Linked DNA regions of Mus musculus: all the other regions are linked to region 2. The links are chromatin loops, found by intact Hi-C in ENCODE. Cell type or tissue: left cerebral cortex. All regions are shown on one strand. Each heading gives the region's core, and the rest is flanking DNA. Links, peaks and the distances in the headings are about the cores only.

Region 1 (6,060 bases), core at 346-5,345, 70 kb before region 2:
GTCTAGATTGACAATATACCTGCCAGCTGCCAGGAGCGCTTCTGCTCGCATCTGGAGCAGGCGATAGAAGCGCATCTTGAAGGTCAGCCGCTCAGGCTTCCCAGGATCCGCGTGAGGGCAGTACACATTGATCAGGGTCAAAGTCTTCTCCTTCCCTTCCAATGTGCTGGGAGAAAAGAGCCCCACAGAAGAGGTCAGTTTCAAGTCTCCCCTTCATATCCACCCACCATGCAGATTCTAGTTAATGGTTATCCATGGGATGAACAAAAAACGGTTAGGAGAAATAAATGAGCAAGTCTTGGGGGGATGGACTTTGGATAAGGCAAGGAGGGCATAATACCCAGGTAAACTGGGTATAATGCAGCCATTTATGACTATAAGATACCTAGAAAGAAACCAACTTAGGATGATGAGTTCTGTGCTGGCTAAGCTATTTTTGAGGAGCCCATGGTAATTAAAAAGCTATTCTTTCAGGCCAGTCTCCCTCTGTAGAGAGGGGAACACAAGGCTCAGAAGGAAGCATGAATTTTCCAAGATCACTCAGCCCAGCCTGGACTAAAATACAGGAAGGCAAGTTTGGGAACATTTTTATAGCAACTGAATACCTATAGAATGGGCCTTATATTCTAGACACAAGGACTAGAACCAGTGATGGCCTGTAAGAGGAGGATATGGACTATTACCGGATCTTGTGCTGTGTAAGGAGGGCCCGGCCCTCACTATCCAGAACCCGGAGTTCCTCTTGCGTGAACTCATCCATGTTTCCATAGCAACCAATATCTCCATTCAGGGTGGCAAACACACCACTCAGGCCTTCTTCAGCAGCTACTGGGGTAGCACTGTCCTTACAGAAGGTAGCCACACCTGGGGACGGACAAGAGCATTCTGAACGGGGTCAGCAGCCAATATATCATTGTACAGCCTATCCCACTCCAAGTGTATCCATATAAGGAACAGCTTTGGTTATCTTTGTCAAATTTAACTGTTTCAAAAATGTAAGGACAGCCAGGCGTGGTGGCACACGCCTTTAATCCTAGCACTTGGGAGGCAGAGGCAGGCGAATTTCTGAGTTCGAGGCCAGACTGGTCTACAAAGTGAGTTCCAGGACAGCCAGGGCTATACAGAGAAACCCTGTCTCGAAAAATCAAAAAAAAAAAAAAAAAAAGTAAGGACAATCCTCCTAACTCAGGGGCCATACATGGCTCTGTAGCGTCTTAAAGCATCTGAGGCCTCAGTTTCCTCTTAAAAAGCCACAGAATAGGGCAGTGGTGGCGCACGTCTTTAATCCCAGCACTTGGGAGGCAGAAGCAGGTGGATTTCTGAGTTTGAGGCCAGCCTGGTCTACAAAGTGAGTTCCTGTCTCGAAAACAAAAAACAAAACCAAAAAAAAAAAGCCACAGAATAATGTTATATTTTACAAGAACAATAATAATGTATTTTACACATACATAGCAAATGCTGATGAAAAATTAGCTATCATTATTACCTCATGCAAGACTATGTCTAAACCCTTGTGAGAGCCTAGAAAATAACCATTATCCTTATTTTCTCAGTGAAAAACCTGAAACACAAAGGTAAAGTAACTTGTCAGAAAACACAGAGAGGATGTGAGCCAGGACTTGAACCCTGGCAGTTAAGGTCCAGTGCTTATACAGTTAACTCAGAAGAAGTACATTACTATACTTCTGAGGGACAAAAGGAAACTTCGGTGCATAAATATGAGGTTTCATATGACCTAAAATTAGCAGCATTTGCTTTGGAAATGAAAAGTCAAAATATGTTACCTTCTTATTAAATACCAAAACACTCCTTTTCTCCATCACCAATGCTAACATAAATACCCCCAGAAGACCTCATTTACCAGAATAGCCACTACGGCTGCGGCTGAAGCTGAAATAGGAGTTATAACCCTCAACAATAGCCAGGGGCTCTGTCAGTACATCTCCTAAAAAAAAAAAAAAGAAAAAAAAGTAAATATAAAGTCAGAGGTAAATTAGCACCATGGACCCATGAAAGACTGGAATTACAGTTATAGGTTAGCATACATCAGAGCTGTAATTGAGGGTCAGGAGAAGTGTTTATGTTGACAGGAGCTAGAGAGATGGGAAAGTCAGGAAAGAAAATTATATTCAAATTAGATAGGGAAGCAGAGGAGGGCAAATCAGAGCTAAGTCTTGTGATTTAGATTAAAGTACTCACAGATGCTGGCAGTGGAGATTGGGGACCTGAAGGGTGGGAGGTAGGAGAGGGAATTAGGGAATTCGAGCTGGGAATTATGGGAGAAGAAATTAGGTCTAAATTTGAGGTAAGATATCAAAGAGGAATGAATCTAGGGCCTTGAGGTGGAGAGAAAAGAGGAATTGGAGATATGGGAAGGAGAAATTAAGAGTCTGAGCTAAAGGCAGAGATTAGGTGGGGATTAAGGACTGAGGTGGGGGCAGGGATGGAAAACTGAGGTGTTTGGCTTAGAAGAATGAAAGGAGAAAATTCAAGGCCCAGAGTTCGGGCTATAGAATGAGTGGGAATCTGTGTATGAGGGTTTCAACGGGGAAAGCAGGCCAGGAGTCGGAATTAGGGGTTCTAGCTGGGGTGGGGTTGTTTAGAAAGAAAAGGATCAGGCCTTTCAGATGGGTATAAGGGCAGGATTCTAAGTATAGGAAAACGAAACGCGAAATGAGACAGAACAAAGGTTAGCATCAAAAGGAAAACACCGTAGAGATCTTGGATTCTCGAATGCTCACTGGTCACTTTGGTCTCCTGGAGACAGACAATATCAGCATCCAGCTCGTCCAAAACGCGTCGCAAGGCCGTGGGACAGCTGCTGGGTTCCTGGCATGCAAGGCCTTGCAGGGGACTCCGGATCCCATTGATGTTCCAGCTTACCACGCGCAGCATTTTGGTAAACGGTACAGTTTCCCAAAGGAAGCTTAGGCGGGCAAATGCATTGCTGCCCGGAAGTGAGCTGGCTCCCCGCCTTCCTCTCGCGTTTCCACCGGGCGTTCTCACCTTCCCCTCCGCCCCCTCCGACGGCAGGACGCAAGCAGGGCGGGACTTCGAGTTCAGTTCTCTTAGGCGGGAGACGGAACTAAGGTGGAGGCTGTAGGAAAACCGGGCTTGATCAAACGAGCCTGTCACCCCAGTACTCAGGAAGCTGAGGCAGGGTCAGTAATGAATTCAAGGCCAGCCTGGGCTACATAGCAAGACCCAGACCAAAACCTGGGAAGAGTAACTGGTGAGAGGCGCGTCTCTGGTTGGGCTCCTTCTCTTCTGGCCGCATGCTGGCCTGGACGCCCGAATCTGACTGCTCTTCTCTACTACAAAAGTACCCCCTGATGCGCCAGGTTACTGACAAATGGGATTTTGTCCCTTTGTCAAGGGGCAGGCCTCTGGGGAAACAAGCTGAGCCAACGCCCTACCCGGATCGAGACAGGACTCTGGCTTTAGTGAGCGGCCCCTGGCGGTGGCTGAGGGGCTTCTGCAGACCCTGGAGTCCTTTTGGGCAGTGGCGAAGGGAACTTTCTCCGTTAAGCAATTAAGAACCTAGCTAGCCTCCGTTTTAATGGAGTCTGGAGGAAGGAGACTGCCTCAAATCCTCCCTGTATAGCCATGTTTGTCTTGACTCTCAAAGCATAAGACAGACTTGCATTTGGCTCCATTTCTCAGATGAGCAAAATCGAGGCCTAGACCATTTAAGCTCCAGAATAGTATCATTTCCCGATGCAGTTATGGTTTTCCTGTCTATACCGTGTCCTTTCATTCTTAGGATAATCCAGGAAGAGGCACTGAAGCTAAGTAGAAGTTGAATAAATTCGTCTCAGCCTCACAGAAGTGGTAGAGCCAAGATTTAAACCCTTCTTAATCAGGTAAACAATTGATTTTTTTTTTGTCCACACACCTCTGTGTTTACGTCTTTTCCTGTGGGCACCACTGCACTTTATGGTCCATGGCACAGTATTTACCACAGTGCACAACCCCCATTGATTTCCGTTGTCACTAGACTGCCAGCAGCCTGAATGCAGTGGCCATCTCTGACCCACCTTATATGATAACGGAATAAATATTTAGCAAATGGATGAATAAGCAGGGCAGTAGGGATGAGTTCTCGACTTATTTTTTTGTGACCACAGAAACAGAATTAACAGGAATCGCCCTATTTCCAGGAAAACTATAACTTTGCATCCTAAGGGTTTTTTTTTTTTCCACTGAAAATTGCTACAAAGTTATTCCCATTCGAATGCACACACCCTCAGAATTTCACAGCCTTTGAGCCATCGTCTTCATGGCTATACAGAGCCACAGTAGGCTGCCCCTCCCCCACCCCACCCCCATCGGACTTAAAGGTCACTAGTTACTGCTATCAGAAAAACAGCTCTGTAATTCAAATTCTGTGCCTTGAGCTTTTCCATGCTTTGGGAGTTACTGACTAAAGATCAAATCCCAGGAGTGGGTTAATTAGGACAAGGGAAATGAACATTTTTCTTCATGTCACCAGTTGCTTTCAAGCAAGGGATTTTGCCCATACTGCACTAAAGGCAGATAAATATAAAGCTTTGTCCCAAAGAAATCCAGATCTTGCTCACCTCAATAGCTGGTTTTCATTTCTCCATTCTCCAGTGGCTTGTTAATATTAGTACTGACCTTTGGGGCACGGTGAACAACACATGGTTGGACTGAAGAGAAAAGTCTCTGGGTGGCTCAGGAACTTCTTTGGCAAGTACAGCAGCTAATATTTCAACACTGCACACACCCCTTAACAAGGGTGCTTCCTCAGCCTTCCCAGGAACCAACGGATGTCTCCCGGTTTCCTATTTGATGCCACCCACCGGACCTGCTTTGGGGGTCTGTAAATGCAAGAGAGCCATTGGATAATTAGCGATGGAAGAAAAAGCCTCTAAGAGAGCAGGTAGGTGAGCATAAAGGAAAAGTAGACAGGTCTTTTACAGGTCAAAATCCTTGCTTCAGGCTCCTTGGAAGATTTTTCTCTGCATAGGAATTTGGTTTAGCTACTTCAAAGGGGATGGGAGAGTTGGGGAATGATGATATGCATATGTAATTCAACTGTCGACATTTTATTTTTAATTACTTATTTTATTTATTTGCATTCCAAATGTTGCCCTCTCCTTACTATCAGTATTTTAAAATCCTCTTGTACTTGACTCTTTAGGACGCTAGCCTAAAAGACCAATCCCTTACTATCTTTGAAATTCCAATTTTTGTTTGATTTGATTTGATTGTAATTTTGGAAAATGAGTCTAACTGTGCTTCCCATGGGGGCCTGAAACTCTCTGTAGCCCAGACTGGCCGTGATTGTGTGATCCTCCCAGCCTAGCTTCTACGTCCGTAGTCTGTGTATATTTTTAAATTAAATGCACAATAGAAAGTGTATCTCTGACCGCGCCTCTAGTGTATTAAGTTGGGTTAATTTGCTATGAAACTTTGACAAGTTCTTTAGTTTCTCTGGGTGTCAAAGTGAAATAGAAATGAAAGCCCCTAGCCTACTTCCCACAGAGGACTAGCTTGATGATCAAGAAAGTGTAAAAGGCAGAATCCAGAGTTCTTTTGCTTCAGGGCTTTCATGCTGTGTATGAGATTCATGCTCTTGGCTTTTATGTGACACCCACAGGTACTACCACCCACAACCCTCTACGTGCTCTCCTTCCTGACTGACTATGGTCAATGGAGAACCACTCCTAAGACGAGAATGCAGTGAGCTTTTTGGAGCAGACATGAGTCTGAAAACAGTGGCATAATGGGACCAGGGCATTATGAGATCGCTGAGAACAAAGGGATTCTAGGCTGCTGTCACAGAAGTCCTGATATGTGCTCATGCATGAATCTAGCCTATAAGCTTGTAATGATCCACCAGCCTTCTAGCCTATAACAAGTACATTCACAACCACACATTTCAAGACTTACCAATAAGGAAAGACCATTTATGACTTTATTGCCCATCTGTATTATCTTGATGCTTTAAATGAGTTTCCTCTCCACACTGTACATGGAGGTGGGAGCAGGCTCCATGGCTCTGCAAACATCACGCTGCATAGTTTTCTTCCCTGG
Region 2 (6,060 bases), core at 603-5,602:
CCCAATCTGTCTGTTAGATGCCATGATCTGTCTGTTAGATGCCCCAATCTGTCTGTTAGATGTTTCAGTCTGTCTGCTAGATGCTTCAGTCTGTCTGCTAGATGCCTCAGTCTGTCTGTTAGATGCCTCAGTCTGTCTGCTAGATGCCTCAATCTGTCTGTTAGATGCCTCAGTCTGTCTGCCAGATGCCCCAATCTGTCTGCTAGATGCCTCAATGGCATTTGAGGCCTCTACATATTCATTGTCAGTATTTGTGGTCTTAGCAGGTGTTCTTTTTCCTTTGGAATTTTTCTTGCTTCGGGCAGTGGCTGCTATAGTCTGGATACTACCTGTCTCCTTGGCAGCTTGGCCTTGGGTAGTAACTGTGTGGGTAGCAGCCGAAGCCAATGAGATCTCAGCAGCACTAGGTACAGTCTTATTGGCAGCATTGTTTGCCGTAGAAGCTTTCTTGGATTTGTTGACAGCTGTTGAGGCCAGGGAATTAGCTGACTCATTGGCAACTGGAGTCTGGATAGTCGGTGTGGTAACTGGTAGGTTTAGGGCCTGTAATGGTGGCTTCAGCTGTGTAGTGGCATCCTCACTGCCAGTTAGGGATACCTTGGGAGTAACTCTCATTGTCTTGGCTTTCTGGGTCTGAGAAGTAACTGAAGCCTGGATATTGGGTGCCTCAGTAGTAGCTGAAGCCTGACTGATCTGGGTGAACATTGGTAGGTTTAAAGCCTGCAAAGTTACTTTAGGCTTGTTGCTAGCATTATCATTGGCAGATGGGACTGGAGGGGGAGCCGGTGTGGTCTTATCCATAGGCTTAATAGAATTCTTCTTGTTCTTGTTTTTCTTAGATCGGCTGGCAATTGGTGGGTCCTTTTCTGTGGTCTCCGACTGTACATCTGGAGAGAAAGGAAGCCCTAGGCTCCCAGCGGGAGGCAGAGGGCCCTACATACTTAGGATTATAATCCTATGGGCCACCCCACCTCCCTACAATCACCCCTCTCTACAGTTGCCTCCCCTCCTGAACAATTTCATTGAAAGGGGTTTGGGAAAGGGGGATGGAGCAAGAGATAGATAAGTTTCCTCTTCCCTGTACCATGCAAAGGAAGACTGAGATAGGTAAGGTAAGGAATTATGGAACTACACAGTGATAATAGGCTCCAGAGTGGTAAATGAATTCAGGGCACGACAAACAGAATGCAGAGAGGTCTCACCTGGAATGTGGGCACCCGATGACCATGGTCATTTCTTCTATCCATCTTTCTGAAAGGCTAATAGCCGAGCCTGAAGGAAATAGGCCTGAGTTAGAGGATAATAGGAGGGTGGAAAGGGGGAAGATTTATCAGAAGTCTTGCTAAATCTGAAGGGTGAAAGAATTTGCCTAATTTTAGGCCCCAAATCTTTCTGGGTTTGCCTATCTAGAAGCCCAGAACATGTGGTCTCTGAGCTGCAGCATCTTTTGCTTCCAAGATGGCAAATTAATTCTACGACCTACACCTTAATACCCTCTACCACACCGCAACCTGACAGTGCGCATGCGCACAGAACGAGAGCGAGAGACACGCACACACGCGCGCACCCACACCCACCCACCCACCCACACACACACACACACATATGCGCGTGCACACACACACGCACGCGCGCATGATAACAGGTTTTCCAAATGCAGCTGGTCCTCAAGGCCCTCAATACGCATGCGCTATGGTGGACAGGACCATTCTAACCATCTCATGTCCACATATGTCCCCCGCTCTCAGAGCTACAGAACATCTCGATCCCACCGCCTCCTCCTCCTACATCATTTCTCAGCCCGTCCCCCCACCCCAGGCTCCACAGGGCCTCTTCGCGCCACCCCCTCCTACCACCATCCCACCCCACCCCCGCCCCCATTCCTGTGCGGCCGCGCCAGCCCGCGCCAACCATCAGCCACTCACTCAGGCTGTGGTTCCGCAGTCCTCCGCACCTCCCACCCTCCTCAAGCCCCCTCCCCCCCCACCCGCGCCGCAGTCGCCTTCGCCAACACTATCCCCCCTCGCCCCCCCCCCCCCCGGTCCACGTCTGCAAGGGCCCCGCCCCGCCCTTTCTGCAACATTGATACCCCACCCTCAAATCCAACAGGGATAACCCCTTCATGATTCCCAGCTCCCTAACCCTACCAGGTCATCCCCTCTTTCAAAGCAGTGCTACCCGGATCCTAGCCCGTCCTTTCTCCCTTCCAAGCCTGGTCCTCTGGCCGTTTAAAGAGGATTCTGTCGCTCCTTTCTTAGTCCAGATTCGATTCATCCTTTTCGTAGCCCATAACGGGGTCCAGCCCCCTTTCTTCAGCTTGATCCGGGTCCCTTACCTCCCTCCTGAACTCGACCCTCCTCCCTTTTTGCTACAGCCAGAACGTGTTCTAGATGTTTCCTTTCCAAAATCCCAACCAGGTCTGCATCCCTTCTTTCCATCCCCAAACTGAGTCTAGACTTTCCCGTAGCCCGGAGATTCCGCCCCCGCCTTTACGCAGTGAGAATTGGGTCCAGGCACCTCTAAACCCACCACATCGAAACCGCTAGATCCCGAATCCAGCCAGGTTCCTGTCAAACCTTAATGCTGTGTGAAGCCAGTCACCCCGAAGCCGCGGCTCTGAAGCCCCCACGGGGTCTTTCCTAAAGCTGGCCACCTCAGCTCACCTCGCCCTCGTGAGCCGAGAGGACGTCTGCTCTCTCCAAGCCTCTCCTCAGGTCTGAGCTTGTAACCCGCCCCCCTGGCCGGAAGTGGTCCTGCCTCTTTCCGCCTCCAGAGGGGGGTCTCCGTCCCTACCAGCCCGCCCCACCCCCTCCCCGCTAACGGCTTCCCAGTCTCCTCAGTGTGGCGCATCTGTTTACTACCTCTTGTTCAGCATTCACACCTAGTCTCCATTTCATTTCTCTGTTCCCCAATACGTGTCCCTGTTCCTATTTGATTTTTCAGTTTCTCCTGAAGAAAATGACCTCAGAGCTCCCACGCCTGTCCTGACAACACTAATTACATGGCGTGATATACTGTGAGAACGTCACATTCATTACTGCCTCTAAAATACGACTAGATTAAGATAGAGGCGCTGAACATTAAGGTGATGCTCTCAAATAATTCATATATATAATATATATTTAAACAATATGTAATAAATAATTAAATACATATAGTTAAACAGTAGATGTAAGAAAAATCAATTAGAGCCTGTCAGATGGCTCAGCGGTAAAAGCACTCCAAGCCTGCGGACATGAATCCTATTCCCTGGATCCACATGGCGGAGGTAGAAAACCTACTCCCACAGGTTGTCTTCACAGCTCTGATTGCACACAAACACATATGTGCATGTACACACACTTTATTTATTACAAATAAAAATGTAATAAAAAAATCCCTACATGCTTCTATTTTATTTCAAAATAATTTCACTGATTCCTTAAAATTAAAAAAAAAATTATTTGGAAACTATGGGAGCGGGCATTTAACAAAGCCCTGATATAATTCCAGCACTACTTGGGAGGGAGATGTTGAAGGGTCTTGAGTTCAAGTACAGCCTTCTACGATGAGATGATATATTAAAAATCATATGTATATGTGCATATATATACATACAAATATACATACACATCTTTTTTTCTCATGTTCTTCTTTTACTGATGCTCTGAACAAGGACTTAGGCTTTCTCTTGTGATGTAGCACACTACTCGCCAGTGCAAGAAACAATTTGTAGCATTCACTTTTTTTCATTCAATTATGTCAAACTGAGTAGAGACCATTATGTCAGAAAAAAAAGGCAGTCAAAGCTAAAATGAGACATTATAAAAAAGAATGACATTATACACTGGGCGTTGAATCCCAGCACTTGGGAGGCAGAAACAGGCAGATCTTATGAGTTCAGGGGCCGGCCAGGGCTACATAGTGAGGTCCTGTATCAAGAAAACCAAGGGATACTTTTGGGATAGCATTGGAAATGTAAATGAGGAAAATACCTAATTAAAAATAAAAAAGAAAACCAAACAACAAAAGAATTATATAATAAGAGACAATTCACAAGGACCATATAAAAATTAAAAGTATCTATGAATCCAACACTGAAGCACCTATATGTATGGAGCAATAATGTTAATAATGAATGGGGGATAGAGCACAGTCAAACAAATAGTAAAGGACTTCGATACCCATTTTCCAACAGTGTAGGGATTGTCTGGACAGAAAATCAGTAAAGAAAGGTCGGACTTGAATTAAGCCAGATGAACTTAACAGACATCTACAGAACATTTCAGCTGTAGCATACACATTCTTCTCAAATCTACATGCAGTACTCTCCAGCACACATCCTGAGTAAGACCACAAAACAAGTCTTAACAAACCTAAGGAGAATATTCGTCAGAACCCATAGAACTGTATGTCACTAAATGGGAACCTTAATATATACAAAAATAATTAACCACAGCATACAAATAATCTTTGATGTAATGAAATCTGTGACAAGTAGCTCTAACTTTATTATATAATTATCCTGCAACTATACATTTTATGATGAAGAATGGCAAAAGAACAGAATATTGACAGCACCTAAGCAATGTTGTGAAGGGTGAAAAGGAGCAGTTTACCTTAATATATTTGGATGATTGATTGAATGAAAACTAAAAGTAAAATCAAAGGAAACCCTATAAATATACTGTCCTGTAGGTAGTGTATTTCTTTATTTTTTCCTTTTTTGTTCTCTTATTGAAAATGAACTTTTTCTCATAAAATATATCCTAATTATAGTTTCTCCTCCTCCCTTTACTATGTTCTTCCTGACCTTCCTTCCCCTCCAGATCCAATGCCTTTCTGTCTCTCATTAAAAAACAAAAAAACAAAACAAAACAAAAACCAGGCTTCTAAGAGACAATAACCAAACACAACAAAACAAAATATAACAAGATGAAACAAAACCCATCATATTGAAGTTGGCTACAGCAACCCAACAGGAGAAAAAGACTCCCAATTGGAGGCATAAGAATCAGAGACCCACTCGCCCTCAAAGTTAAGAGTCCCATAAAAATACTAAGCTGAAAGCTATCATATAAATGCAAATGTCCTGGTGCAACCCCATGTGGGCCCTGTGCTTGCTGCTTGTTTCTGTGAGTTCATATGATCTCTGCTCATTTGATTCAGAGAGCCTTGTTCTCCTGGTATCCTCTGTCCCCTCTAGCTCTCACATTCTTCCTGCCTCCTCTTTTATAGGGTTCCCTAAACCCCAAGGGGAGGGATTAGATGGAAACATCCAACTTGATTCTCTCCATGTAATGTCTGGCTGGGGGTCTCTTCATCTGTTTCCATCTGCTGCAGGAGGAAGCTTCTCTGATGAAGACTGGATAAGGCACTGATCTATAAGTATATCATTAGGAATCATTTTACTGCTTTTTTTTTTTTAAGACCAGTAGTGTTCGGTTTTACCTTAGGTCTCTGAGCTAGCTAGCTTCTGGTTCTTGATCACCCAAGAATTGTCGGATACAGGTTCCAAATGTCAGATACGGCTCATGAGTGGGCCTTGGATCAAATCAGACATTGGCTGGTTCATCCCACATGTTCTGTGCCACTACTGCCCTTGCATATTTTGCAGGCAGGACAGATTGTTGGTAAAAGGTGTTATTCCTGCATCGGTGTCCATGTTTTCTTTCAGTAGCCTGCACAGTACCTTCCTACACCCAAGACACTAGAACATGGGGGTGAGAGCTCCTTGTAGGCTTCAGCTCATCTTCTCCATGTTTAATGAGCTGTGAGGGTGTTGTCCTCAGCAATGAGACCCCATGGTCAGTATTCAGAGAGCAGCCCCTTGTCTTGGCAACAACCTGGATTGTTTGGGGATTTCCATGAGATTCCCTTGACTAACACCTCAATTAAATTCTGCTTAGTCCTGCTACTGGAAGACTTGTCTGGCTACAAGTGATGACCAGTTCAGGCTCCATATCCCCCATTACTAAGAGTGTTCACTAGAGTCATCTTCATTTATTCAAGGAAGTTTCCACTGCACTAGGTTTCCACAGACATCCCCAAGTGCTCCCTCACTTCCAAATTGCTCTCCTC
Region 3 (6,060 bases), core at 418-5,417, 320 kb after region 2:
AAGGACTGACACAGTTGAGCCTGTGTCCATGTGGAGAAGATAGCTTTGACCTTGGGCCTTAAAAAGGCAACTATCAAAATCAAATGCATTTGTTTAGTGTTATTTCTACCCAAACCTGAAATTCCTAGTAAGATTTTAAAGAAATTAGCCCAGAAACTTAGGATACCCAAGATATAAGATACAATTTGCTAAACGCATGAAACTCAAGAAGAACGAAGACCAAAGTGTGGACACTTTGCCCCTTCTTAGAATTGGGAACAAAACACCCATGGAAGGAGTTACAGAGACAAAATTTGGAGCTGTGACGAAAGGATGGACCATCTAGTGATTGCCATATCCGGGAATCCATCCCATAATCAGCTTCCAAACACTAACACCATTGCATACACTAGCAAGATTTTGCTGAAAGGACCCAGATAGAGCTGTCTCTTGTGAGACTATGCCGGGGCCTAGCAAACACAGAAGTGGATGCTCACAGTCAGCTATTGGATGGATCACAGGGCCCCCAATGGAGGAGCTAGAGAAAGTACCCAAGGAGCTAAAGGGATCTGCAACCCTATAGGTGGAACAACATTATGAACTAACCAGTACCCCGGAGCTCTTGACTCTAGCTGCATATGTATCAAAAGATGGCCTAGTCGGCCATCACTGCAAAGAGAGGCCCATTGGACTTGCAAACTTTATATGCCCCAGTACAGGGGAATGCCAGGGCCAAAAAGGGGGAGTGGGTGGGTAGGGGAGTGGGGAGGTGGGTATGGGGGACTTCTGGGATAGCATTGGAAATGTAAGTGAGGAAAATACCTAATAAAAATTTAAAAAAAAGAAGCTTCCAAAGAGTATATTACAATGCTGAGAAATGGGATGCCCATAGAATCCTCAAAAACTCCAATATATTTCCAGCAATCTAGAATGTTCCATGCTACCCAGGACTGTGCTCATACATAGGGCTGTGCACACTAATGAACAATGAGGGTACCATAACCCCATATGTGACTGAAACCAGAGAAATAGAACTTGGGACAGACCTGTGAGCTGCATTGCAAGGAGAAAGATGTGCCTCAACAAAAGATGGGCATGCTTCGAAACGACAGTTACTGGTTCTGGACACTTAAGGAAACATATGGGCAGCCATTAGCTGACCACTTTGCTCACCAAGAAGAACCTTCAGTGGCCACACATGACAAATGATGAGTTCACAACATTAGTTTAAAAGCCAGGTGGTGGTGGCAGCAGCACATGCCTTTAACCCCAGCACTTGGGAGGCAGAGACAGGTGGATCCGAGTTTAAGGCCAGCCTAGGCAGCCAAAGCTATACAGCTCTCACAGTGATTGTGACAGCAAGAACAAGACCTGCTCAAGCTTAAGCTAGATCAAATCCCAGAGTGGAGAGGTAGAGGTAGTCACAAAATCCTACCACTAGCCAGACGTGGTGGTACACGCCTTTAATCCCAGCACTTGGGAAGCAGAGGCAGGCGGATTTCTGAGTTTGAGGCCAGCCTGGTCTACAGAATGAGTTCCAGGACAGCCAGGGCTACACAGAGAAACCCTGTCTCGAAAAACCAAAAATAAATAAATAAATAAAATAAAATAAAAGGGTTCCATCCCATAATCAGCTTCCAAACGCTGACACCATGTCATATACTAGCAAGATTTTGCTGAAAGGACCCAGATATAGCTGTCTCTTGTGAGACTATGCCGGGGCCTAGCAAACACAGAAGTGGATGCTCACAGTCAGCTATTGGATGGATCACAGGGCCCCCAATGGAGGAGCTAGAGAAAGTACCCAAGGAACTAAAGGGATCTGCAACCCTATAGGTAGAACAACACTATGAACTAACCAGTACCCCGGAGCTCTTGACTCTAGCTGCATATATATCAAAAGATGGCCTAGTCGGCCATCACTGGAAAGAGAGGCCCATTGGACACACAAACTTTATATGCCCCAGTACAGGGCAACGCCAGGGCCAAAAAGTGGGAGTGGGTGGGTAGGGGAGTGGGTGGGAGGGTATGGGGGACTTTTGGGATAGCATTGGAAATGTAAGTGAGGAAAATACCTAATAAAAAGTATTTAAAAAATCCTACCACTCGCTGAAGAGCCATTAATAGCATTGAAGAGCATGTGATAGCTGCCAGGAGAGTCAGTTTTCTTTATGTAACCCCTGGTTAAGTTGGCCACATGCTAGAGCAAGCCCTGATCCCAAGACTCCTGAGACCAACTGGATACACAAACTGGACTCAAGAAAGAAAAAAGGAGAGAGGAAATTTCAAAATTGGGTAGGAAGGGATGGGAGGGTGGTCATAGGGAGATTTGGGGAAGGGGAGATGAAAATGTTCAATATACATTGCATAGAAAGACGGCTCAGAAGAGCACTGGCTACACTTCCAGAAGACCCAGGTTTGATTCCCAACACCCACATGGTGACTTACCATCTGGAACCTCAGTTCCAGGGAACCTGAAACCCTCTTCTGGTCTCCACAGGCACCAAGCACACAAGGAGTACACAAACATACAGGCAGGCAAAATACCCATACTCGTAAAATAATATAAAGTAAATTTAATAATTATAATAGCATAGGAGTTGGATGCCTTAGCCATTAAGACCACTTGCTGCTCTCTCAGGGGACCATAGTTCAGTTCCAAGATCAAATATGATGGTTTACAACCAACCATAATTTCAGGGGATCCAACATCCTCTTCTGACCTCCATGGGCAGTAGACACCACACACAAATGGGGTATTCATACATGCAGGCAAGCAGGGAAAACACTCATACACCTAAAAATAAAAAAAAACACTTTTAAAAACATTTATCATAATAATATTAAAAATCAATGTAAAAGAGAAAGTAGCAGGTAAGAAAGGGAAAAGAAAAAATACAAACGCAAATAAATGGACAGATATCCTTGTTCAGGTAGCATGGAAATTAGTATTGTTGTTCATACTAACCAAAGTAATCTATAAGTTCAATGTAATTACTACCAAAATCCTAGGGGAAAAAAAGATAGTCCTTAATAAATAAAGCAATCCTAAGAAGAACAAAGCTGGAAGGATCACACTTGCTTTCTAGTGATAGAATTTCTAATTCTATCACAAGTCTAATAAAAACTAGGTCTAGATCCATGTACCTAGACCCATTTTGAACAAAAGTGCAAAGAACAAACAATGAGGAAAAGACCATTTCTTTAAAAAATAGTAACTCTTGTTCAAGAAATGAGCTGGCCTGGATCTGCTCAGTTTGCCTAGCAAGCCTTTCACACGCCTTTCAAGTTTCAGCTCAAAAGCTCACTCCTAGAAACCTTTTCCTTGCCAAATTAGGCCTTCGTATCCCAGGCTACAAAGACTGCAGAAGTCTCTGCTGTAGCAACAACCATACTGGTGTTTTCACTGTAGACCAAGAACTTCCTGGGGGCACGAAATTTGTCTTTTCATCTTGGTATAACATGCCTAACTCTGTGCTGGGAATGTACTCCATGCCCAGGAAGTTTCTGTTGAAGAAAAAGAAGTAAACCTGGCCAAGTGTATTAATAGCTATAATGAAGAGATGCCAAATCAAAATCACAATAGGATATCACATATTTGGATGGATACTCTAAAAAAGGTAAGAGAAGCCAGACATAGTGGCACACCCTTGCGATCCAAGTACTCAAGAGGCAGAGGTAGGATTCTCAGAAGTTTAAGACCAGCCTGGGCTACATAGAAAGACTCTTGTCTCAAAAACCAAGGGGAAAAAACTGTCAAAAGACAAGTTTTAGAGAGGATACAGTGAAAAAGAAACTCATTTTCAAAGTTTCAAAGAAACTTGTCTCCCAAGTGCTGAGATTAGAATTTTTATCTATTACACTTCAAATGCTGAAAACTCTATAGCACCTTAGGAAGGACATTATAAGCTGGGTATGGTAGCATATGCATGCCTTTAATCCCATGTTAGTGCCACAGTGGAAATGGGTTAGCAAAGACACACAGACAAATGGGAGAGAATAAAGGAGCCAGAAATAAACCCATACACCTACAGCTACCTACTCTTTGACAAAGCTGTTAAAATATACACTGGAAAAAAGTTCTTCAGAACATGGTACTGATGACAGCCTGTAGAAGAATGAAACGTGATCCATCTCTTTCACCCTGCAGAAAAATCAGTTTAAAGTCAGACCTGAAACTGAAACTGCTGGCAAAACATGGGGGGAGGGGAACACTTAAGGTACACACAGACAAGGACTTTCTGGAAATGACTCCTAGAGAACAGGAAGTAACTCCCCAACACTGACAGATGGGATTGTACAAAATTAAAAAGTTTCTGCACAGCAAAGGAAACCATGAGCAGAGACAGCCCACAGAATGACTATCTTTGCCAAGTATACATCCAACAGTGCATGTATGAAATTCTCAAAAAAAAATGAAAACATTTTTTAAAAAAAACAGCAATTGGCAATATATTTTTAATGTTCATCATCCTTAGCCAACAGGGGAAGCAGCCCCTTAAAACTGCTTTGAGAATCTATCTTCTCCCAGTAAGAATGGCCATCATCAGGAAAATGAAGGACAATAAATGCTGGTGAGGATGTGGGGAAGAAACCATTAGGAACTGCTTTTGGGAAATGAAACCGGTGTAACCGCCAAGGAAAGCAGTATGGAGAGTCCTCAGAAAGTTAAAAGTCCAATTACTGGGGCTGGAGAGGCAGCTCAATAGTTATAAACATCTGCTGCTCTTCCAGAGGACCTGAGTTTTGTTTCCTGGCACCTATATTACCAAAACTGTAACCCCAGCTCCAAGGAATTTGATGTGTTCTGGCTTTACAGGCACACCCCCCACACGTATATAGACCTTTAAAAAGTACAACTAGCAGGGGCTGGAGAGATGGCTCAGTGGTTAAGAGCACCAACTGCTCTTTCAGAGGTCCTGAGTTCAAATCCCAGCAACCACATGGTGGCTCACAACCATCTAATGGGATCTGATGCCCTCTTCTGGTGTGTCTTAAGACTGACACAGTGTACGCATGTAGATAGATAGATAGATAGATAGATAGATAGATAGATAGATAGATAGATAGATGGATAGATGAAAGAAAGAAGGAGAGGGAGGGAGGGAGGGAGGGAGGGAGGGAGGGAGGGAGGGAGGGAGGGAGGGAAGCAACCATCATACAAAACAACAATACTAATTCTGGATCTATGCTTGAAGGAATCCAAGTAAGGAGAGCACAGGGGGAGCTGCACATTCATGTTTGTCGCTATATTGTTTACAAAAGACAAGCTGATGACCAGCCAAGATATCCATCAACAGGTGGATAATGTGTGTGTGTGTGTGGCTCACAACCAACCATCTATAATTTCACTCCATGGGATCTGACACCTTTTCTGGCCTCTGTGGACAGGAAGCCATGTACATGATACACAGACACACATGCAGGCAAAATAATATTCTAATGTGCATCAAGAGAACAAAGAAGTTCAGCAGTTGCTTAGATTGTTAGTCATATGCTTACCATATATTGCAGCAATCCAACTCTAGGTAGTAATGCCAAAGAAATGAAAACAGTCTCACACAAGGATTTTTAGCAGCTTTATTTATAACTTCCTCCTCAACTGTAAAGAATGTAATCCAACTTAGGGTTGAATAAGCAATAAGACATCCACACAATAGCATATGAAACAGAAATCAAACTATTGATACATCCAGTGATATGGATCTCAAGTCTATAATTTATAACACATTAATCTCAAAAGTTACATACTATTAAATTCCACTTACAACTCTTTTCAAAAGACAAGCCATAAAGTGAAAGCACAAGTCCGTGACTGTCAGGGAGAGAACAAGGTTTGACTATAAATTACCAGGAATGGTAAAGGAGAGGCTAATAGAACTCTTCTGTCCTGTATTAATGATTACTCGGCTTTATCCATTTATCCGAGCTTATACAACTGCATCTAACTTCAATGTAAGATCTAAAAGGAAAAAGCTAAAAGCTTAATGCCATAAAATAAGCCCCCGTGTGACTTACGACACTTATATTAAGGAACAGGAAAGAGGTCTGTGCCTGCTAGGATTTGAGGATGGGGGCAGG
Region 4 (6,060 bases), core at 441-5,440, 430 kb after region 2:
TTCTATCTATAACTCCCTTTGCTTCTTCCCCCTAACAGTCTTGCTTCTACTTTGGTGACATATATAAAAATGATTTTGTATATATATATATGTGTGTGTGTGTGTGTGTGTGTGTGTGTGTGTGTGTGTGTGTGTGTAATCTAGACTCCAGAAATGATATCAAACACATAATACATGTTTTTCTTCATCTGGCTTATTTCACTTAATATAATCATCTGTAGTTGCATCCATTTTCTGGCAAATGACATTTTATTCTTTATGGGTTCGTGAAAAACTCCATAATTCACACATACATTCACATTCATACTCAGACACATTTTATCTAATTGCCAGTTGAGAACCCAGGGCTGATTACATAATGGCTATTGTGACTAGTGTTGCATTAAAGATAGATGGGCATGTAATTTCTGTGGTATGCTGACTAATCTTTCATACACACACACACACACACACACACACACACACACACACCTAGGAGCTGGGTCAATATTTGAATTATCTTCATGCTTGATTTCAGCATATATTACAGAGCCATAATAATTAAGTAACATGGTGCTGGCACAGAAACAGACATGTAGATTGATGGGATATATAGGGCCTAGAAATAAACACACACATAAACACACACACACACATACACACACAGCCATAGCCAACTAATTTGTTTAGTTTTGAGGGTTTTGAGATGGAGTCTTATGTAGCCCTGGACAGCCTTGAACTCCTGATCCTGTCTCTACTTCCTAACTGCCAGGTTTACAGATATGTCACCATGCTTTACTTAGCCACTTGATTTTTGACAAAGATGTTAAAATCATACATTGTAGAACAGACAGCTTCTTTAGCAGATGGTGCCAAGAAAACTGAATATCCAATGACTTTATGTATATGAGTGTGTATCTGTGTATGGGTTTGCACACTGCAAGTGCAGTTTCCTGCAGAAATCAGAGGCATTGGATCGCATTGGAATTGGAGGTTTGAGGTACACAGTGTGGGTATTAGGAAGTGAACTCTGCAAGGTTACATGTCCTTTACCACTGAGGCTTTTCAGTGACTTCTAAATACATTGCAAAATAAGTAAAGCCTTACCATACATAACCCTCCCTTAGAGTCTGGCATTAGTAGAAAATCATTACCTAGAGTTTAGTACTTGTTTCAGTCACTGCCAAACCCTTCTCTTGGCACAGTCGGCATAGTGAAATGCATAGGTCTTAGGTATACCACAGGTGAGGTTTGACAAACATTTGATTACAATGAACATGCATTAATTAGTGCATGTGCATGTTGCTGCAAGTACTGGAGAAGGACTTTGTATGCTAGGTAAGCATTCAGTCACTAACTTGCATCCCCACATCCCTAAATAGTGGCTCAACATCATAACTTGTTTCACATTCTTACTTTTCACATAGTGGTCCTAATGATGCAGTCAGAATTCATATTAGAAAAATACATTTGAATCTTAGAATGTAGATGTAGAAGGAAAATGAGAGTCTAGATGGGAGATAGCAAAGTTAGGGGTCCTATTTCTAGGGGTGGTTGACAAGTTTGCACCAGGGCAGAGGGCTTGGAGAACACAAGGTTTCTAGAGGGGCTGGAGAGATGGCTCAGAGGTTAAGAGCACTGACTGCTCATCCAAAGGTCCTGAGTTCAAATCCCAGCAACCACATGGTAGCTCACAACCATTTGCAATGAGATCTGATGCTCTCTGAAAATAGCTACAGTGTACTTGTATATAATAAATGTTTTACTAAAAGGGTTCTAGAAGGGTTCTCTAGAAGAAGCAAAGAAGAACAAAAGGAAGTTAGAGCAGGAGTTATAGCAGACAACATGCTGGGCACATTACATAATCATCAGTGTTGCTTAGAACACAGGTAAGCCCATCTTCATGAAATAAAAAAAAATACTGCCTCCTTTTGCAAAGTTGACAGGTTAGCAGTTGGATATAGTTTCATGTATGTTCCATACTCTTAGACACACTTCACCTTTATCCTTCTTAGGCCTAGCACCTCCCTCTGGAAACCTTTCTTAAAAGTCCCACTCAAACATAGGCTGAGGCAGGCCCCCTTCTCTGGACTCCTCAGTCTTCATTCCCTCTAGAGCCAGCACTGATTCTCTCATACTGTCCCTGTCAGTCTCCTATAGTGCATCATGAGCTCCTTGATCTGGAAGACATTGAATAAGCTCAGGTTATGTGACTTGTTCAAGGCTACATAAAGTGAAAAAGTGTAGTGACGCCTAGGCCCTGTAACTCTTAAAATACCATTCAGATTGTGTTTTATTGGCCTGCCTAACTCAACACCTTTCTTTTCTCCCCTGCAAGGACTGAGGAGGAGAAGAAAGACTGGGTCCAGGTAACACCCAAGGCTTTGTGGTAGGGGTCTGGAAGGGTCTTAACAGGTTTCTTAGGGGCTGATAATAGATAAAATAAGCAGAACAGGCTCGGGACATCAGCTTTGTACAGATGCTATTATCACCCTCTTACAGATAAGCAAGCTGAAGTCCTGAGATTAGATAGAAACATTCTTTTAGGAAGTCAGTTCCTCTGAACCAAGCTTTGTAAAAGCTTGCACGCAGCCAGCAGCAGGAGGGCCTTCTGAGATTTTCCATCCACCACTCCCCTTTCCCACATTTGATAGTTACACCAGTCATAGACCTGGATTTAGGGAGGGATTTTCCCAGTCATGTGTAGCAGGGACAGACCTGGGTCTAGAACTCCAGGCTAAGGCATAGGAAGGTGTGGTGAGGGCAGAGATAGGTTGTCGTGGAGTGATCTGACCTCTCATTTCTCACACCTCTTCGCCAGGCCATCAATTCCACCCTCCTGAAGCATGAACAGACCCTGGAGACTTTCAAACTGTTGAACTCAACAAACAGGGATGATGAAGATACTCCCCCTAACTCTCCAGTAAGAGTCCTACTTTCCTCAGTACTGGGATCTCCTTGAAGCTCCATGTTCCCACCTTTTTCTTGAGATGATCTTTTCCTTTTCCAAGAATAGGGACCTGAGAGGCAGTGCAGACAAGCCCCCAGAAGCCAGCTTCTGCTAGTAGGGCTACAGATTGCACCCCAGAAAGTGAAGTGACTTACCTCCAATAATAGTATGCTCTCCCCAACCCCATGATGATTTAAGTGGCAAAGCAGAGGCAAGGTGGGCTGGCTGGACTGGACTGAGGAGCTATCTCTAACCTGGGCCCTAACCCTCCCCCTAGAACGTGGATCTTGGGAAGAGGGCACCTACGCCTATCCGGGAAAAGGAAGTCACCATGTGCATGCGCTGCCAGGAGCCCTTCAATTCCATCACCAAACGCAGGCACCACTGCAAGGCCTGTGGGCATGTGAGTGTTGGGAGGCAGGGGCAGAGCTAAGGTGGGGACAGGCTGACAGCCTAAAGGCCCACTTCTGATGGGGTACCCTCCAAGAAGGAGGAGGCTGCAAGTTGGCTGTGGTAGTTGATACACTGAAGAGAAGCCAAAGGCAATTAAGCTGTTCGTGCCCACTTGCTGCCCCAGGTGGTTTGTGGGAAATGCTCTGAGTTCCGAGCCCGACTCATCTATGACAACAATCGTTCCAACCGTGTGTGCACTGATTGCTATGTGGCCTTGCATGGAGCACCTGGGAGCAGTCCAGCCTGTAGCCAGCATACACCCCAGCGCAGGAGGTCCATCCTAGAGGTAAGAACTGGCTGGGTTCCTAACCACAAGCCTCAAAGTATGCCATAGTTACTGACCCAGGGTAAGCACTCATTAATCAGGTAATCCAGACTTGAAACAAGGAAAATGAGTGTACGGGTTAAAAGGATACTTTTTATTACAGAACTTTACACACTTAACTCTTACAGTAACTGCTCAACTCTTACCCTTAGTTTACATAGGAAGAAACTAAAACCCAGAGAGGATATTTGACTAAGTTATACAACCAGAAAAACACTTCTAGGGATCATTTTATCTGAGACAAAGTCTCACTGCATAGCCTAAGCTAGCCTATAGGTTTTTCTTTTTAATGAACCAAGTGCATTTTTAAAATTATGAAATAGGATAAGGAAACATAAGACATATTCCTTTACCCAGAAGTTGCCACTGTTAATACTGATCCTATCTTTTTAGGACCATGAATATACACATATTTGGGGTGATTGTTTTTTCAACAAAACCAAGGTATCCCAAATGTAAGGGAGCTTACTCTGTACCAGAACTATTTTAAATGCCTTGCTTATGCTAATTTCAATCTCATAAACACCCTCTGTGCTCTTCTCACAAGTCCTGCATTTTCATCTATTGTTAGGATCGAGACAGATGGTGTTAGCCACCTACTCATCCCATTAATCATAATGTTAGAAGGACTTTCTCAGAGCAGGCAATGAGTATATTATGAAAGATGAAAAGGGTTAGCTGTGAAAGTCCCTTAGCCTTAAGAGTGGCCAGCATTTCACTGTCCCCACTGAGATCTGCACACCCCTTATACTTGTTGTTAAGAGTCAGCAGCAGCCAAGCCTTGCTTTGTTTTATCTCCATGATGAAGGCTAAATCATTTCAGCTATGATTTGCACAGCTTGGCTACCGTTGTCTGAGACATAGTCCATACACTATGGGGCTGTTAAAGCCAAGAGCAAAGCCTTCCATCAACATTGATGTTCCCTGTCCTGTGTCTCTGATCACAGAAACAGGCCTCGGTCGCTGCTGAGAACAGCGTCATCTGCAGCTTCCTGCACTACATGGAGAAGGGTGGGAAAGGATGGCACAAGGCATGGTTTGTGGTTCCTGAGAATGAACCCTTGGTGCTGTACATCTATGGAGCCCCTCAGGTGTGCATCCCACTCCTTCAGGTTTTTCCAGCCATCTGACAAAGCTGGGCTGCTCCTCTCCTTGTCCTTTGGGGGCAGGGTGAGCCTAGCAAAGGGGAAAATTAAAACCCCTATCCTTATGTGACAGAATAGGTAGGTAGAAGAGTTTGGAGGCCAAGGTATGGGGACAATGAGGGTGAGGTGGGAAGTCTGGCTTTCTGGAGAAAACAGTAGAATAGACAGGCACCTCTAGGTCTGACACTTAAGTAGAACAGAATAGGCAGATAGAGGAACTAGCCAAAGGACTGAATCTATAATAGTTGATTTGGGCATGGGAGGAGATAGCCATGTAAACCAGCCTGCCTTCTAGTCCCAGTTCAGATATCTTCCTGTTCATTACAGTGAAATCAGTGTTCTTCAGCAGAGGGAAACAGCAGAACAGAGCAGTTTGACTGGGCAGAGGATACTGCCTAGCCCCTAGATGACACTAGTTCTCTGTTCCTTCTCTCCAGGATGTGAAAGCCCAGCGCAGCCTGCCCCTCATTGGCTTTGAGGTGGGGCCTCCTGAGGCAGGAGAGCGGCCAGACAGGAGGCATGTCTTCAAGATCACACAAAGCCACCTAAGCTGGTACTTCAGCCCAGAGACAGAAGAACTCCAGCGGCGCTGGATGGCTGTTCTCGGCAGGGCGGGCCGTGGGGACACATTCTGCCCAGGGCCCACACTGTCTGAGGACAAGGAGATGGAGGAGACACCAGTGGCAGCCTCAGGAGCCACTGCTGAACCTCCTGAAGCCTCCCAGACCCGAGACAAGACCTAGAGGGTTTGGGGGGAACTGGGAGTTTCTGCCCCACACTCCAGCTGCCCATGTTCAATTGGGGGCTCCAGCCCACTCCCAATGCAGTCAATACTTGAATTCCCATCAAGGGCACTTTCAATCCCGAATGCTGGGTCATGGGTTTTTTAATTCATCTTTTCACAAAAGGTGGGCTTTTTAAAAAAAAAAAAAAAACTATTCCTACATTGATGTTAATTTTTTAAATCCCTGTCCCCAGGGAGGGCGGGAGCTAATTGCTAGACTCACTTGAATTAGTTTCCTCCCAGTACCCCACTTCCACCCAGCTCCCCACAAAAGTACCAGAGGCAGGAGACCTGGATTCAAGTGCCAGCTCTGCTACTGACCCTGGGACCCCAACCCACCCTTTCCTCCTCAGCCAGTGTCTTCACATGTATGACCTTACATGGGGTGGTGACTAGACCCTTCTTGCCTTTCCCATGGCTTATA
Region 5 (6,060 bases), core at 623-5,622, 440 kb after region 2:
CTCTTACTGACCAGTGGTGGCGCGCACACCTTTAATCCCAGCACTTGGGAGACAAGAGACAGGTAGATCTCGGAGTCTGAGGCCAGCCTGGTCAACAGAAGAGTTCTAGAATAGTCAGTGCTACATAGCGAAACCCTGTCTCAAAAAAAAAAAAAAAAAAAAAAAACCCAAAAAACAAAAATCAAATCAAAAAGGCTTCTCCTCAGGCTCAGTTAACTGAAGAATTCTGAGCTCCTCTTTAGCATAACACACACCACCCAGTATTTTAACTATTCATTTACTTACCTGAAATCACTCACTAGATTGTAAATGTTGAGCTGTGAATCTGCCTAATACCATCCTCAAAACTAGGATATTGGGGGCTGGAGAGATGGCTCAGTGGTTAAGAGCACCAACTGCTCTTCCAAAGGTCCTGAGTTCAAATCCCAGCAACCCCATGGCGGCTCACAACCATCTGTAAAGGGATCTGATGTCCTCTTCTGGTGTGTCTGAAGACAGCTACAGTGTACTCATATAAATAAAATAATCTTTAAAAAAACCTAGGATGTTAATGAAGAGTTAAAAAAAAACAGCATGCAATACTCTAAGTCCTCTTGTTCTTTTATACCCCACCAAGACAAAATGGAAGTGTAGAACTTTTGTGTAGAAGCAGCAGCATGTGCTTATCGAGCACAAGCACTTAGAATGTGGCTGGTCACAAATGAGACGTACTAAGACTTTTAAAATTCCAGATTGTGCCGGGCGTGGTGGCGCACGCCTTTAATCCCAGCACTCTGGAGGCAGAGGCAGGTGGATTTCTGAGTTCAAGGCCAGCCTGGTCTACAGAGTGAGTTCCAGGGCAGCCAGGGCTACACAGAGAAACTCTGTCTTGAAAAACCTAAATAAATAAATAAACTCCAGATTGTGAAATTTAATACTAAAAGTGAAAAATGCTTAATTCTTATGACATACTAAAATATTTTGGAAGAGGATTTTTGTTGTATTTATTTCATGTGCATGTTGTTTTGATTGCCTGTGTGTGCACTGTGTGTACCTGGTGCCCAGATAAGGACAGAAAGATGATATCAGAACCCCTGGAACTGGAGTCATAGATAACTATGAGATACCATGTAGGTGCTGGGAACGGAACCGAGGTCCAATGCAAGAACAAATGCTCTTAACTGCTGAGCCATCCTTTCAGCCCTGTGTTACTTATTTGTTAATTACATGTATGTGCATGCACATGTGTACAGATGAGGAACATTTTGGATCCTCTGGCGCTGGAGTTACAGGTGGTTGTGAGCTGAGAACCCAACTCAGGTTAGGAAGAGCAGGACGCACTTTTAACAGCTGAACATTTCTCCAGCCCCTTCTTTTATCATAAGGACAACTTGGGGATATGGAGCTTGAAACTTAGAGCAATTCCCCTGTCTCCGTCTCCCTGGTGCTAGAATCACAAACATGGCCCATATGCTAGACCTTGGATATGAATTTAATAACACTATAATATTTGCTTCTTTCATTCATTTATTCATTTGTGGTAGTATGAGTAGTGTAGAGCCTCACATGTGTGTAGTAAGCAAGCACTTCCATTGAGCTATATCTCCAAGTCTTTATATTATTTTTATTATGAGACAAGGTTGTGGTGAATCTGAACTTGAGGTCCTTTTGCATCAGGAATATGAGAGTACATGCCTGCACCACAGGGCCTGGCTGCCTTTTATTTATCAGAGGTACTGCTTTTAGTTTTGGTGGCACCAGGGTTGGAGCCCAGGGACACGAGCAGACTAGGAAAGTGCTCTACCACTGGGCTACACTCCTCACCCAACAATTTTAAAATTATATTTACTTGTGTAGGGAGAATCAGAGGACACCTTAAGCGTGTACCAGTTCTCTCCTTCCATGTTGTCCCAGCTATGAAATTCGGACTGTTATGCTTGTTGGCCTTTGTCCACGGAGCTGTCCCCCACCCCTCATCCAGCAATTTTAAGTTACAAGATATGACTCGAATAGTTCTTTTCGTCGGATCTTTCCATAACCATTTTAGAAAGTAGGAAAATGACTCTCTGGAAGGCAAAATGCGTTCTCCAGCATAATAGCATTTGAGTGTCATTGCCTCTAAGGCACTCTAAAGACACAATTCTGATCTCAAAGTCACGATTCATTCATCAAACGCGGGCTCTCTACGTCGAGGCTCTGCCACGCCACACTGCGACAGACAGCAACACCTCACATTCACTCACCATTGGCGATGAAGTAATCCTCCACTGCACCCCCTAGCCACTCGGCCTTCTCCTGGCTGTGCACGCCCCCGAAGCCATTCTCCACAGCGATCTGTGAACACAGGCCCAAGCCAACCATGACAGCATGGAAACCAGAACGGCGTGGCCTGCCGGGGCCTGGGAGTCTGCCGCTTACACCGCCCAGCCATGGCTCTGGCGCCTCGCCTGGTCAACTTCTATTTTGTCACAGCCTTAATCGTGACCCCCCGCCAGGACCTCACTTACCTGTAAAGCAGGCCAAGCCTCCAGCGCAGCTCGGACTGCAGCTCCGAAGAGCACACGCACATCTTCAGCGGCGCCCGCCATCATCCGTTTAGATCACGTGGCTCCCAGGCAGCCCAATCGCTAGGGCGACCTCACCAGGCAAAAGGAGCCAAAAGCCGATTCTCAGAACGTGGTTTAGTTTTCTGCCAATCTGGCTGGCAGCAAGACCAGAACAGTGGGAAACGCCATCAGTGGTAGATGCTACCACTTACCACAGTAAATCCTAATAATTAAAGGAGAACCTGGAGCAGAGTACTTAGGAAGCATAGCTGAAATAAAGAGGAAAGGAGAAAAGAATAGCGAGGGCGAGAAAACCTACATTTGCGAGGCTCAGCAGATAAAGGCAATTGCCTCCAAGCCTGAAGAACTGAGTTCAGTCCCTGAGCCCTACAGGATGGAACTAGAGAACCGATTTCTGCAATTTCCTCTCACCTCCACATGTGTTACACGGCATTCACAGGCGCAGGCACTCCCACACACAATAAATAAATGTAATTTTAATTTTTTAAAAATAATTATTTTATATATGTGAGTACACTGTCACTGTCTTCAGAGACACCTCAGAAGAGGGCATCGGATCCAATTGCAGATGGTTTTGAGCCACCATGTGGTTTCTGGGACTTGAACTCAGCTCAGGACCTCTAGGAAGAGCAGTCAGTGCTCTTAACCGCTGATCCATCTCTCCAGCTCCAACAATTCATTCTTGAGTCAAATATGAGTGACCATGTCCAGGATTCAGGTTGTCCAGAAAGATATTTTCTTTTGTGGAAGTGGTCAAATGACATTTTAGTAGTTACAGAACAAAGAAAGTCCTAAGTCAAAGCATTTACTAAATCTATTGATAGAGACTACAGGTAGTGGGATGAGGAAATTTCTGCTTAGGTTTCAGATACTGTCTGATGACATTCTTAGCTTTTGGATTCATAGATGCTCGCTGTTAAGTATGTATTTGAAAAGTTGTGATAACCACGAGATTTCTCGTTCAGATTCAAGGGAAGACAAGGAATTGTTTTCAATGGGATTAAAAGTAGCTCAAGGTCATTTGTCTCTCCTCTGTAACATTTTTACTCACCCCAACCACAAAGCTCCGTCATTTGGTCCTATAGAACGGTCCATACAGATGTACCTGTTCTTTTCTCTAGGAACTTCAGTTTCCACTGTGTAGCCATGTCTGGTATTGGACTCTTACCACACTCTCCTAAATTCTAGGACTAATCACACACCACCACACTTAGCACAGAATATAGATTTTTCTGAAGTTCACAAGAACATTCTCCAAGACACACCATGTAGTATTCCACACAACAGCGTTTAGTATGTTTTAAGGACTAAGGGCTGATAATGTTTCTATCTACCTTGCCAGCATACTGGGGTCCTGGAGTTTCATCCCAAGACCACAAAAGAAAAAAAAAAAAAAAAGAAAGACTGCAAAGCAAAATTAGAAATTAGTAAGAGAAAGAAACATGTGAAATCCATAAATTTGTGTAACCTTATGGACTCTATTTTATGGAAATAGGTCAAAGGACAAAAACAAAGGGAAATTGGAAAACACTATGAAATGAACCTTGAGTGTTGTAGCTGAAGTACTTAGGGGACACATTTTTAGCTTGCAACAAAAATGTTTGAGCTGTAAATATTTAGAAAGAGCCCATGGGGGAGATACAGCCCACCACTGCCCTCAGCAGTCTGAGGAGTTCTGTCCTCCTTCAGGTAAAGCCAGGCCTTTGATTACACTGCAGGAAAGAGGTTCAGGATAAGCCAGCATTGTGATATGATCATCCAGTGTTATCTGATTGTTAGGATCATTATGATATATGATAAGCAAAGTTAATGAGATTTAACTACAAGCGTTTAGAGAACACATTAAGCTCTGTAAGCATTTAGAAAAAGGAACAGTTAGCAAAGGAAGCATTTGTTCTGCTAAAGGAACACACAGCAATAAAATGACACCTAATGACAGTCTCCTATACCGGTAGATCAGTGCCTCTTTCAGCCACCATCAGAGAAGCTTCCTCTTGCAGAAGCCGGGAACCAACATAGAGACCCACAATGTATTGAGAGTGAGAAGCTCTGGTCTTAAATGGAATGTATTCATGAAAGCCCTCTTCAGAATCCCACAGAGGAGAAGGTGGAAAAGATTGTAAGGGCCAGAAAAGATGGACGACATGAAGGAAATAAGGCCTTCTAAATGCAAGAGGACTGATGCACACAGGAACTCACAGAGACTGTGGCAGCATGCACAGGGCCTGCAGCAGCGTAAACCAGATGTGGCTCCCGTGCTTAGAAGGGAGGTAGATGCAAGCCCCCATCCTTAATCCGGAAGGTACCTCCAGTTAACTGATTGAAAAGGGGAAAAACTAGTTTTCTCACTGGGGATACAAACCACTCTTACAGGCAGGCTCTACACGCAGCAGTAGATAGCCAACAAAAACTGGACTCAATGGTATTTTTGTAGACTTCATCTGGTGTTGCTTTGTTTGAGCTTTTTTTTTTTTTTTTTGTCTACTGGCCTTTTGCTTGTATACTACAGTTTCTGATTTTGTGGTTTGTGGGTTTTGTTTTGTGTGTCTGTGTGTCTATGTATTTCCCAAGCTTTTTCTTTGTTTTTTTTTTTTTTTTTTTTTTTTTTCGAGACAGAGTTTCTCTGTGTAGCCCTGGCTGTCCTGAAACTCACTCTGTAGACCAGGCTGGCCTGAACTCAGAAATCCTCCTGCCTCTGCCTACTGAGTGCTGGAATTAAAGGCGTGTGTCACCACTGCCCAGCTGTTTTTATTTTCTAATTCTGTTTTGTTTGCCTGTTTGTCTTCTAGATGGAGAGAAAGAAAGGACATAGAGGGCTAGGGGATGTAGCTCAGAGATAGAGTGTGTGCCTCGTATGTGTGAGGTCCCAGGTTCAATCCCCTGCATCTCCAAGCAGTCATCAATCTGTTTTTCATTCTTTCTCAATAAAAAGATTTTCACTTGTACATTTTGCCGGGCATGGTGGAAAGGTGAGTTCCTGGACAGCCAGGGCTATACAGAGAAACCCTGTCTCAAAAAGAAAAAGAAAGGACATAGAGTTGGGCAGGTGGGAGAGAAGGATTATCTGGGTGGACCTATGGGAGGGGAGACTACATGTACGTTCCTGACCAGATAGCCCAGTGAGTAAAGTCACTTTGCCACCAAGCCTGACTATCTGAGTTTGATCCTGGGGTTCCATAGAATGGAGAGAGAAAACGACTAGAACCAATTGTCCCCTCCCCTCTACACATGCCCTATGCAATGTCTCTGTGTGCCCATGTACAGATACACATACAACTAACCACAAATGTTCTTAAAGTGTCAAACTGAGGCATGAGATACATTCATGGCATCTCAGCACTCAGGCCGCAGAGGCAGAGGCAAGAGGATGAAGGCCACTCTCAGCTACATATCTGTGTAATGAGTTTGAGGCCAACCCGATCTACATGAGACTGTCACAAAGAAAGGAAGGAAGAAAAAGAGAAAGAAAGAAAAAGAAAGCTAATAGTGCAAGATTAATAAAAATAAAATATAC

The links. Peaks named below come from ENCODE experiments on the same cell type or tissue, not always from the same donor. Only the 100,000 strongest peaks of a DNase experiment are listed, where the experiment ranks them.
Region 1: a loop joins it to region 2, with 4 times the contacts of the local background. A loop is called at or near these places in 3 of 42 quality-filtered maps.
Region 3: a loop joins it to region 2, with 2.3 times the contacts of the local background. A loop is called at or near these places in 4 of 42 quality-filtered maps.
Region 4: a loop joins it to region 2, with 2.3 times the contacts of the local background. A loop is called at or near these places in 2 of 42 quality-filtered maps.
Region 5: a loop joins it to region 2, with 2.2 times the contacts of the local background. A loop is called at or near these places in 2 of 42 quality-filtered maps.

The regions. Positions count from the first base shown.
Region 1 is chrX:150,585,182-150,591,241 of GRCm38, forward strand. Apex2 (apurinic/apyrimidinic endonuclease 2) reads right to left here and starts at 2,974. Exons shown (of 6, transcript NM_029943.2): 1 at 2,742-2,974; 2 at 1,862-1,945; 3 at 684-864; 4 at 20-166. The coding sequence starts at 2,895. It also overlaps a transcript of Pfkfb1 not described here. In left cerebral cortex, for the core only: a CTCF peak has its summit at 3,461; a DNase peak (open chromatin) is centred at 2,985; H3K4me3 peaks cover 1,631 bases; H3K27ac peaks cover 947 bases.
Region 2 is chrX:150,654,682-150,660,741 of GRCm38, forward strand. It overlaps Tro (trophinin), which reads right to left and starts at 2,755. Exons shown (of 13, transcript NM_001002272.3): 1 at 2,664-2,755; 2 at 1,203-1,272; 3 at 1-933. The coding sequence starts at 1,247. In left cerebral cortex, for the core only: a CTCF peak has its summit at 2,760; DNase peaks (open chromatin) are centred at 1,618, 2,511, 2,677 and 3,197; H3K4me3 peaks cover 2,122 bases; H3K27ac peaks cover 1,500 bases.
Region 3 is chrX:150,977,596-150,983,655 of GRCm38, forward strand. It overlaps Gnl3l (guanine nucleotide binding protein-like 3 (nucleolar)-like), which reads right to left. Exons shown (of 16, transcript NM_198110.2): 16 at 5,538-6,060. Among named protein-coding and RNA genes, the nearest start is that of Gnl3l, 37 kb to the right of the region's middle. In left cerebral cortex, for the core only: no CTCF peak of the experiment used is centred there; DNase peaks (open chromatin) are centred at 3,307 and 4,232.
Region 4 is chrX:151,083,314-151,089,373 of GRCm38, forward strand. It overlaps Fgd1 (FYVE, RhoGEF and PH domain containing 1), which reads left to right. Exons shown (of 18, transcript NM_008001.4): 13 at 2,318-2,348; 14 at 2,801-2,902; 15 at 3,207-3,332; 16 at 3,507-3,668; 17 at 4,655-4,798; 18 at 5,290-6,060. The coding sequence ends at 5,595. Tsr2 (TSR2 20S rRNA accumulation) reads right to left here. Exons shown (of 5, transcript NM_001164578.1): 5 at 3,781-6,060. Among named protein-coding and RNA genes, the nearest start is that of Tsr2, 10 kb to the right of the region's middle. In left cerebral cortex, for the core only: no CTCF peak of the experiment used is centred there; DNase peaks (open chromatin) are centred at 3,158, 3,448, 4,300 and 5,220; H3K27ac peaks cover 1,321 bases.
Region 5 is chrX:151,093,943-151,100,002 of GRCm38, forward strand. It overlaps Tsr2 (TSR2 20S rRNA accumulation), which reads right to left and starts at 2,601. Exons shown (of 5, transcript NM_001164578.1): 1 at 2,487-2,601; 2 at 2,223-2,313. The coding sequence starts at 2,570. In left cerebral cortex, for the core only: a CTCF peak has its summit at 2,642; DNase peaks (open chromatin) are centred at 2,314 and 2,613; H3K4me3 peaks cover 1,381 bases; H3K27ac peaks cover 834 bases.